Regions from separate parts of the Homo sapiens genome. Here region 1 is linked to region 2. A link is a loop called in an ENCODE intact Hi-C map of the cell type or tissue named here. Cell type or tissue: PC-3. All regions are shown on one strand. Each heading gives the region's core, and the rest is flanking DNA. Links, peaks and the distances in the headings are about the cores only.

Evidence for each region. Hi-C counts contacts between places; a loop is a spot of excess contacts. Peaks named below come from ENCODE experiments on the same cell type or tissue, not always from the same donor. Only the 100,000 strongest peaks of a DNase experiment are listed, where the experiment ranks them.
Region 1: a loop joins it to region 2, with 5 times the contacts of the local background. A loop is called at or near these places in 1 of 110 quality-filtered maps.

The regions. Positions count from the first base shown.
Region 1 is chr2:168,276,268-168,281,657 of GRCh38, reverse strand. No RefSeq gene overlaps it. Among named protein-coding and RNA genes, the nearest start is that of STK39, 31 kb to the right of the region's middle. In PC-3, for the core only: no CTCF peak of the experiment used is centred there; no DNase peak of the experiment used is centred there; H3K27ac peaks cover 397 bases.
Region 2 is chr2:168,209,181-168,214,570 of GRCh38, reverse strand. All of the region lies in intron 1 of STK39 (serine/threonine kinase 39), which reads left to right. LOC124906088 (a long non-coding RNA gene) reads right to left here and starts at 3,121. Exons shown (of 2, transcript XR_007087283.1): 1 at 3,039-3,121; 2 at 1,148-2,572. RefSeq lists an enhancer at 2,552-3,751. In PC-3, for the core only: no CTCF peak of the experiment used is centred there; a DNase peak (open chromatin) is centred at 3,230; H3K4me3 peaks cover 918 bases; H3K27ac peaks cover 3,853 bases.

The sequences.
Region 1 (5,390 bases), core at 165-5,164, 67 kb before region 2:
GCTTGGAGGTAGTAGCTGGGAAAAATAGATCTTCTGCACAGGTGGGGGAAATGCACATCCCAATCTACCCACCTGCAAGAAATGAAGCACTCTCCTTTCAGTTCAGTAGTTCATTTCTTGCAGGTGGGTAGATTGGGCGGTGCCCAGAATACTCTGTGAAGTAATCTTATTCTTGTGAAAGGGTGGAGAACTTGTAGTACCCTTAGGACATGAGGATAGTAATATTTAGCATCCAGCTGTTGTGAAGATTACTTCTAGCTGTTGTGAAGATTACTTAAATGGCATGTGTGGATCCTTTAGCACAAATCTTGTCTTATAATAAATGCACAATAAACACTAGCTATTGTGATTAGCGGTATAACTAGAATCTCTTTAGGATGATGGGAGAAAATCATCAGATATAGAAACATATATAACATTTTGAACAGCTGCAGCCAATCTGAATCATCACAGTAAGTTGTTCCTGAAGAAATAAGAAGTTTGGAAACTTCTAATGTATGCTTTCAACAAGACTGATAAAGACAATACATTGATAAAACTATGACACATAACCATGAAAAGGAAAATAATTGAGAGTAGGAAAGAGCTCTTGGAAATGCAAATCACAGCTCCTAAATTATAAACAATAAGAAGAAATAAAAGCAAATGAAATATGATAAAACTTTGATTCAGGGAATTAGGAAACATGTTCAAGAAATTTTCCCAGAACTTAAAAAGACAAATTCAAAATGATGAAAAAAAAAAAAAGGTTAGATGCCAGAGCACTAGCCCCTGCCTGTAGTCCTAGCTACTCAGGAGGATAAGGTGAGAGGATCACTTAAAGCCAGGAGTTGGAGGTGATAGTGTGCTATGATCACACCTGTGAATAGCCATTGCACTCCAGCCTGGGCAACATAGCAAGCCCCTGTCTCAAAAAGCAAAAAAAGAAAGGTAAATATGTTGTCATAAGTTTAAAGATCATTTGTATTTCTTTCTGTTCATATCCTATGCCTGTTTATTAATTGGGCTGTGAGTGTTTTGCTACCTAATTGCTGGCAACCCTATATTGGAGAGGGAATCATATTTTGTAGCGTTAGCTGCAAAAAATTTTCTAATTTATCACATATACTTCTTAAAATTATTCTAGGCAATCAAAGATTGGTCCATAATAAAAAAATTGAAATATGGACAGTGTAGTTTAACCATTAACAAAATAAAAATGTCAAATCACCAAAAGGGGAAAAAAGCAAGGATCCTAACACAACATAGTAAATAATTTTTAAAAAAACAGCAAGAAAGCATAAAATATATAAAAAAAGAAGGGAAACCATGTATATCCATTCCTTAATAAATACAAGTAACTTGAAGTTAAATAATAAAGATCTTCATATTGAGTCAAAAAATCATGTCCAAGTATAACTTGTTAATAAAAAGGTAAAAATAAAGTTATGTGTGAGAGTAAAACAAAGGAAAAGTGCCATTATTATTATCAAACTAGAAATTGAGAAAAAGATCATTAAATGGAACAAAGAATCATTTTATATTAAGGGTAGAATACACAACAGAAATACAGTATTAATTTCTATAAGCTAAATGATATAACTTTAAAATATGAAACTGACAAAACCATTAGTGGGAATATTTAAACATACCTCCATCTGTTTTTATATATCGAGTGGACAAAAATTAAATAAGAAAAGAGAGAAACTGAAAAAGCAAGTATAAGTACAAAGACAAATTTTTGAATAAACTCTGCCAGAGTTCAATTTTTCCATATGTATAAGAGTGAATCAAAATGTTCCATGCTTAATAAGAAATACATAGTAGATAGAACGGTAAATTAATTAACACAAATTTAGTGAGTTCATTTACAACTTAAGTGAGCAGATTAAATTTCTTAAAACAAATATTTTAGTAATGTGCTGGTAAATATTTTACAACCAGCTCTCTAGGGTAAGAAAAGAGCTGTGATTTTTAGCATTTGCCTATTTTGGTGGTGTCAATAATATTCCTACTCTGGCTTATTTCAAGCAAATAACATGAAGTCACTGAAAGCAGAGTTGGGAAGATATATTCCTCACTGGCTTTTGCAGGCTGGTGTGAGTAGGCTTTAGCACACAACTGATACATTTAATGACAAGTGAGCAAGCACATTTTCCTATAATGAACAAGTCTAACAAGCCTTCTAGTCACTCAAGCTTCATGGATAAATGGTCCAGTCTGGGGAGACACAGCAAAAACTTTATAATAAATAGTTAAGTATTACAAAAATCCACTTGCCTTTATCATGAAACATAAAAACAGGAACTGATTATAATGCTAACAAAAAACAGAGAATATGTAGATTTAAGACCAAATAATATCACTGCTACCCATAGCTAATCTCTGATGGTGTTCTTTGCTTATAGTATCTCCGTGGTCACCAAAATGGAAATAAAAAGTAAGAACAATTTCAACTTATCACTTAAGTACTTATATCTACAGATTATTCTCTTTTCAAAGCTTCTGATCAAATCGTAACCTGAAGTCTATCATTTTTTTATTCACACACACACACACACACACACACACACACACACAATTATACTCTACTGAGTATTCATTTCCTTTGAATATGAATTCTTGGTCAATATGTTATTTAATAATCACAAATTGTGAAAAAATTGAGAGAGGACATGATGAGATTGAACTTAAATATATAGAAATACGGCCATAAATGTCTACATGATTCTTTTAGTTTTTTGGTGGGGGAGGAATACGGTAAGGGAAGAAATTTAAAAAGAATCATGTAACAGATGTGGAAATGATGAGTAATACCTATCAGGAGAGAAATGTTTTAGGTTAATGATAAGCACATAAATGTATTTGCTCAGAGGGTTTATAAGCATTTAATTATGTAATTATGTACACAAGCATATTATGTACTATGTGGCAACAGAAACAGAATGTACTAAATTAGTGGATTTATGAGAGCATGTCTTGGTCAATTAGATGTTTTAAGGCATTGACAGGATCTAAATGTTTACAATCCTGTAACCACACAAACGAGACTGTTGGAGTTCGTCAGGTTGGAACAAAGGGTTCCTTTGCTGAGACTTAACTTTTTAGATACCTCTTCTAATTGCCCCACTGATTTAGTTAAGATTAGGTTCAGCTGGCTGGGCGGGGTGACTCATGCCTGTAATCCCAGCACTTCGGAAGGCCCAGGCAGGCGGATCATTTGAGGTCAGGAGTTGGAGACCAGCCTGACCAACATGGGGAAACCCTGTCTCTACTAAAGATACAAAGAAATTAGCCAGGCGTGGTGGTGCATGCCTGTAGTTCCAACTACTCGGGAGGCTGAGACAGGAGAATCGCTTGAACCTGGGAAGCGGAGTTTGCAGTGAGCTGAGATCGATTGAGCCACTGCTCTCCAGCCTGGGCGACAGAGTGAGACTCCATCTCAAAAACAAACAAACAAAACAAAACAAAACAAGACAAACAAAAAAAGATTAGGTTCAGCTGCAAATGACAGAAAACCCGAACTAACAATCAGCTAAACAGGAGAGAAATGAGTACTTCTTTCTTGTAGAGCTCTAGACAGGTGGTCCAGAGCTTTCCATGGCAAGGCTTTCCATGGTGACAGGGACCTGGACTCCTTCTACTTACTTCTTGTGTGTGGCCTTAACTTTATGGTGCCAGGTATGGTAACTCATGCCAAGCCACCAAATGGAGGAAAGGGAGAATGGGAGACAATGGGTGTTTGGGAGCTGTCTGGTAAGGAAGGTTCCTGGAAAGTGCCATACTCTACCTCCTCCTAAATCCCACTGATGACAGAACTAATCTTAGCTGCAATGGAGGCTCAAAAATGTTCTATTTATTTCTGACTTCCATGGACTCAGCCAAATATTTTATTATTGTGAAAGAAAAAGAGAAGGCATGTTGAGGTACCCGTAAGGTACTGATACTTGTTGCCTAAATACCAGTGATTAGAACTACCAAGAAGATCCTACTACTGCTGATCAAGGAGGCTTTTATCCATGTAACATATTAAAATGAAAAAAAGTATATGTGCATGATGTAAGTGCTAATTATGTGTTTTATGGAAGGATTCACTAAGACGGAGGATTTTAGTGAAATATAGGAGGCTTTTGAATAGAGCAGCAGGTGAAATGAGATGAGGAAGGCTTAGATGACAAGTCATAGAGACATTCTGGGTCGGCTTGCTCAAGAGCACCTTGAGTGAGTCACCTGTTAATTAGTACAGTGCCATTTAAAGTTTGTCTATAGACCAGTAGCAGCACCATCACCTGAAAGTTTGTCTGAAACGCAGCACTTGAGCCCCAACCCAGACCTAATGAACAAGAATTTCAGGAGATGAGGGGACAGGAACCTGTGTTCTAATAAGCACTCTGGGTGATTTTTAAGTGCTAAAAGAAGCATTGTTGTAGTAGATGGGCTTGAGCAATATAAATAATCTTAAGTTTTAAAAATCCACCTTGCTTGAACAATGTAAACACACTAAGTTTTAAAAATCCACCTTGCTTCCCTCATAATCCTTGTATATGAGAAAACATTAGAGCTGAATACAGAAGTCAGCATTAGTAAAATAAAATGGAATATTTACATATTTATGAAATAAAAACTTTCTTACATTCTTAAGAATAAATTATTTCCTATACCCCCATACATACAAGTATTTATTTATTCATAACTACCAACTGACATTATTCTTGATATGGGAAAATTAGACACATTCTCATTAAATCACAAGCAAGATATCAATACAATCATTATTTTTTACTATTGTCTTTTCAGAGTTAGCCAATGCAATTTGTCTCCAAATCAAAGTAAATATGATAAATACTAGAAAGGATGGCGTAAATTTGTCATTATTTATAAATCATATGATTGTCCTATTTTTAGAGAAATAAACTTGCTTAAAGAATCATGTAAGGCTGGGCATGATGGCTCACACCTGTAATCCTGGCCCAAAGAAGGCTGAGGTGGGCAGATCTCTTGAGCTCAGGAGTTCAAGACCAGCCTGGGCAACATGAGGAAATCCCATTTCTATAAAACACAAAACAAAACAATACAAAACAAAAATTAGCCATGTGTAGTGGCAGATGCCTGTAGTCTGAACTACTTGGGAGGCTGTGGTGGGAGGATCACTTGAGCCTGGGAGGTCGAGGCTGCAGTGATCTGTGAATATGCCACTGTACTCAAGCCTGGGTGACAGAATGAGACCTTGTCTCAAAAAGAAAAAAAAATCATGTGAAAACTGGGGAAAAACCTAGCACTATAAATATGCCAATTTTCCAAAGTCTAATCTAGGTAATTAGTGACATTGAACCAAAATTTAATTTTAAAAATACATAAAACAATCTTAAAGTTCATCGATGAGCAAAAATACCTATGAAAATTTTGGGGAG
Region 2 (5,390 bases), core at 108-5,107:
ACGTTGTTTAACCATCACCTCTGTCTAGTTCCAAAACATTTCCACCATTCCCCATACCATGAAACAGTTACTTTCCATTTTCCCTTCTCCCAGCCCCTGGCGACCACCTGTTCTGGATATACGTCATATCCAGAATACAAATGGAATTAAACAGTATGTGATTTACCTATTCTGGATACACTATCCAGAATATAAATGGAATTAAACAATATGTGATCTTTCGCATGCATGTATTTTCAAATCAATCTTTATTGAGATCTAATTTACGTAGATAAAATGTACCCACTTTTTAGTGGACCTTGTGTTTTTTTTTTGTTGTTGTTGTTGTTATTTTTGACATCTTTCACATTTGCTTACAGCAACCCCACTAGGCAGGCACCGTCATCACCCTGTTCTGCAGATGAGGCTTGAGGCTCAGGGATGCCGAGTGACTTGCCTGGGATTGCATGACAGCTTAGGATGTGGAGGTGGGCAGGCTGGCTCTAGAGTCCATGCTGCTCCACCACTGTTGTCCACCGGCCTCTCAGGTCTTCACGTGGGCGATTTCAGAGCCTGCCTTTTTCCACACAACATTATACTGTTTATCAGGTTGATAAAAAGTGGCTATAGAATATTCTACTATTCGTATATACCATAATTGAACTACTTAGCCTTTGATGGATTTTTAGGATGTTTCTAATTTTTGTTTGTCAGAAACCATATTGAAAGGAACATTAAGGATTAAAGAAAATTCTAAAGTCATATATATTCATTATAGAAATATGAGCAAGCAAGGAAAATAAGCTAAAAACATATAAACATTCCCCCCAAGGTTAACTGCTCTATGCAGTTTTTCACATGGTGTTCCAGTTTGTCTTACACTTTTTTTTTTTTTTTTTTTTAAATATGGCTGGCTTTTGTCACCCAGGCTAAGCTGGAGTGCAGTGGTGTGATCTTGGCTCACTGCAACCTCCACCTCCTGGGCTCAGGTGATCCTCCCACCTCAGCCTCCCGAGTAGCTGGGAATACAGGCACACATCACGATGCCCGCCTAATGTTTTTGTTTTTTGTAGAGACAGGGTTTTGCTATTTTGCCCAGGCTGGTCCTCTATATATTTTTTTTTAATAGGAAAAAAGCACTTGAGAAAGGACGATATCATAAATGAAGTTTTGTAATAGAAAGTTTATAGTATACTGTGAACATCTTTTTATCTAACAATAGTGAATATTTACTAAGTGCTTAACACATGACAGGGACTATTTTCATGTTTTACCCTACTCATGGCAATCATTTGAGGTATGTGGTTATTATGGCAGATGAGATTTGTGTGTTTTTAAATCTACACAAATAGTTTTGTGCTCTAGCACTTAGTATTTCTCACTTTCTAAATTCAGCGCTATGTTCTTATGATTAATCCATCTATCTACCTTGTTAGACATTTGCTGTCACCATGGGTTTCCTTATCTCTTCTTGCAACTCCCAGTTTCCACACACAGCGTTGCAGGGAACATCTGTGAACATGCACTCATGGATCTGTGGGTCGAGTCACTGGGAGACACATCCAACAGGATGAATGGATCATGGGATATTTATGTACTTAATATGACTAAATATTGGCAGAGGCAGATTCTCCTCCATAATGGCTATCCTGGAGTCTATACTCTTCTGCTTTATCTTTTTTGTGGTTTCAAGGATGTATGTATAAATGGCTAGGAAAAAGGACCAGAAAGAGATATACCAAACCAGTAACACTGGGAACATTTACAAGGAACCCAGGAGGGAGAGGATGATCGGAGGACCCTTAGGCTGTACTGGTCATGATATGATGTGTTGTAAGGACAGTGTCTTCACGTGTAACTTACTATTATAATTTACTGTTTACAAAAAAGGTCTGAAATGTGACCTTTACCTGAAGTTTACAGGGCTATGCTATGAACACATTTCAAGTTGTGAATGCCTGGTTTAAGGTTAGTCATGGAGCATGGAATGAGTTCTTCTTTGCAACTTAGTGCTCTTTGAGGCATGCTCTAAACAGTTATCAGGTTATACCAGTGAGCCCTTTTCAGACATTTAACTGAGGTTTTTCACATCTCACATGGCTCAGAGAGGTTGAGTAATTTTCCCAGGAGCACAGGGTCAGGAGAGTTGGCCAAGGCAATGTGGAGAGGTGGGTCAGAACAGACAACTTCATGAATGAAGGCTTGTTCAGGAGGGCTTATTGGTCTGTACTTAAGGTTAGGGAGGAAGTCGGTGCTCTTTCCCTGCAGGTGAGATGGGGAGGAAACATTCTCAAGAACAGTAAGTTTCAGTAGCTTCCTTACGCAAACACTCCACTGAACGAATATATTCGTCTGGTCTGTTTGTTAAGCACAAGGTATTCAGATAATCTTTGCCTGACAAGCTGCTTTTGTTTCTGTAAAAGGAAGGTAACAGGAAGGTCTTCAATTTACGACTCAAGCTTTCTTCTTTCACCTCTTCTAAAGTGAGAGAAACAAAGGTTCTGGATGACTGGATGAGATATTTTTTAAAGGTGCCATTCAGGTTCCTTTTGGGTATTAGTTTCAACTGAGATGTCTCATTCTTTCTGTGGAACTAAAACGAATAATGATCAGTAAGTCATTTTTGAAAGTAACTGTGACAGAGTGGGGCAGTTAACCACCACCTCTCCATTCCCAGCAGCTGGTATGCACACCCTGATTATGGTATAGACTTAGTTAATAAGAGAACCAGTGAGTGTTTGTGTCAGAATTTTGCTTTCAGAACCAGGCATAGGAATTTATACATGAACGCCCTGTGCAGAAAGAGGAGGTGTTTGCACACAGCTACACTGACAGATTATTTTCCACTCTTGCACAGTGACTAGTACAGATTCCTCTCATGAGCTCCTCAGAGACGTAAGACAGGGCGTTGATGATGCTTTATCAAGTAGACAGTATGTTTGCTACCCACAACTAAGTAAAATTAAAATATAAGAATAAATTGGAAGGCAGATGCAGATATAAAGTCCCATCTTTAAGGCAGGAATACTTCCTATCATCAAATATTACCCAGAACTCACTGGTTTAGAGGTTGAAGGCACAAAGCATGGTTGAGAAGGCTGAACTCCTGGCCTGTCTCTTCACAGGGTTGGTGAACTCTGGTAAACTCTAGAACAGAAATGACCCTTATAAACAGGTGCACATATGTGGTGAGTACCTGATGAATGTGTGCTGACCAATAAATAATTACTACTACTTCCTCTTGACTCATGTGTTTGAAATGAAGAACAGTCACTCTAGTTGCAGTCTATACTTGTGTGGAGCAGGGAAGTTGAGCAATACATCCATATTTAGTAACACTCTTGAGATGAGATAGATGGGGTGGGAGAGATAACAGTCATTCTTTGCCTTTTGGGTGGATCTAAGTTAAAATATTTTTATTGTCTAGATTTATAGCTAATTAATAATTTTTTTTGCCCTAGAATATTGAGGGTGCAAGATTTTAAAGTTGGATTTAGAGGAACTGAAGTTTCAGTTTGTTCATTGTGATTACGTAAATAGAGAAAACGGACTAATACGTTATACTTTCTCTTTTTAACCATATAATGACTACTCACCATTGAAATTTTGATGAGCATTTTTTTTGCCTTATTTCAGAGAAAGACAAGTGAAATTATAATTAAGTTGTATATTATTTTGTGTAGATTGTCTCTTCTCTAGTGTTCCTGCTGAAAACAAAGAGGAGATTAAAGATTTTCCTGTTCAGATTTTAAATCCGTTATTCAAAGTTTGAGGCTGGGCGCAGTGGCTCACGTCTGTAATTTCAGCACTTAGGGAGGCTGAGGTGAGAGGATCATTTGAGGTCGGGGGTTTGAGACCAGCCTGGCTGACATGGCAAAACCACATCTGTACTAAAAATATAAAAATTAGCCGGGTGTGGTGGCAGGTGCCTGTGGTCCCAGTTCCTAGGGAGGCTGAGGCAGGAGAATCGCTTGAACCCAGGAGGCGGAGGTTGCAGGGAGCTAAGATCATGCCACTGCACTCCTGCCTGGACGACAGAGCAAGACTTCGTCTCAAAACAAAACAAAACAACAAAGTTTGATAGTTTGCTTAACTAATGGGAGTAGGTGTCTTGATGTGTGTGCAGCTTGTATGATCCAGTAACTGATAATGAAGTTTGCAACATCTCTAAGTTAGAAATTTTAATGAAACCACAACATATTTTCTTTCATAGCAATTCTCTGAGCCAGCATTTCAAGAAGGGGTGGGAAAAAAATGGTGATAAATGACCTTTGAGGTGAACTTTTGATATTTGCATTGCAATTCTTTGGGTTTACACTTTTAATTTTTAAAATTGCAGGTGATATTTGTGAAAAGTGTCAGTTTCCAATATGTTCACAGTAGTGATAGTATGACTCAAAAGAAGTAAGCACATATATGCCTATTTTATCAATGGATGTCTTCAGAGTTGGTGTGCCATTTTTGCAGCATGGGTGAGAATTGAGGTTTTTCTAATTACATGAGTTTCTTTCTTCCTTCCTTCCTTCCTTCCTTCCTTCCTTCCTTCCTTCCTTCCTTCCTTTCTTTCCTTTCTTTCCTATTTTTTTTTTTTTTTTGAGATAGAGTCTCACTTTGTCACCCAAGCTGGAATGTAATGGTGATCTTGGCTCATTGCAACCTCTGCCTCCCAGGCTCAAGCAATTCTCTTGCTTCAGCCTCCTGGATAGCTGGGATTATAGACGCCTGCCACCACGCCTGATTAGTTTTTGTATTTTTAATAGAGACTGGGTTTCACCATGTTGGCCAGGCTGGTCTCGAACTCCTGACCTTAAGTGATCTGCCTGCCTCGGCCTCCCAAACTGTTGGGATTACAGGCGTGAGCCTCCGCACCCAGCCTAATTACATTAGTTTCTTTCTTTTCGTTTGTTTCTGAGACAGAGTTTTGCTCTTGTCGCCCCAGGCTGGAGTGCAGTGGTGCGATCTCGGCTCACTCCAACCTCTGCCTCCTGGGTTCAAGTGATTCTTCTGCCCCAGCCAACCGAGTAAGTAGCTGGGATTACGGGCATGTGCCACCGTGCCCGGCTAATTTTGTATTTTTAGTAGAGATGGGGTTTCTCCATGTTGGTCAGGCTAGTCTCAAACTCCTGACCTCAGGGGATCTGCCCACCTCCGCCTCCCAAAGTGCTGGGATTACAGGCGTGAGCCACCGCGCCAGGCCTTACATTAGTTTCTTATAGTAAGAGAAAGGTTTCAAAGTTATATATATCTAAGAATACACCTACCTTCATAGTTGAGCTTTTTTCCCCAAAATACATGTTTTTCTGGTGGTCTCTGTATTTTCCATCACTTTAAAAAAATCTAACTTATTAAAAGTTATTTGATTTTGCTTAAGACTTTCATCATCATCAGTAAAAATTTATGAGACTGCTTCT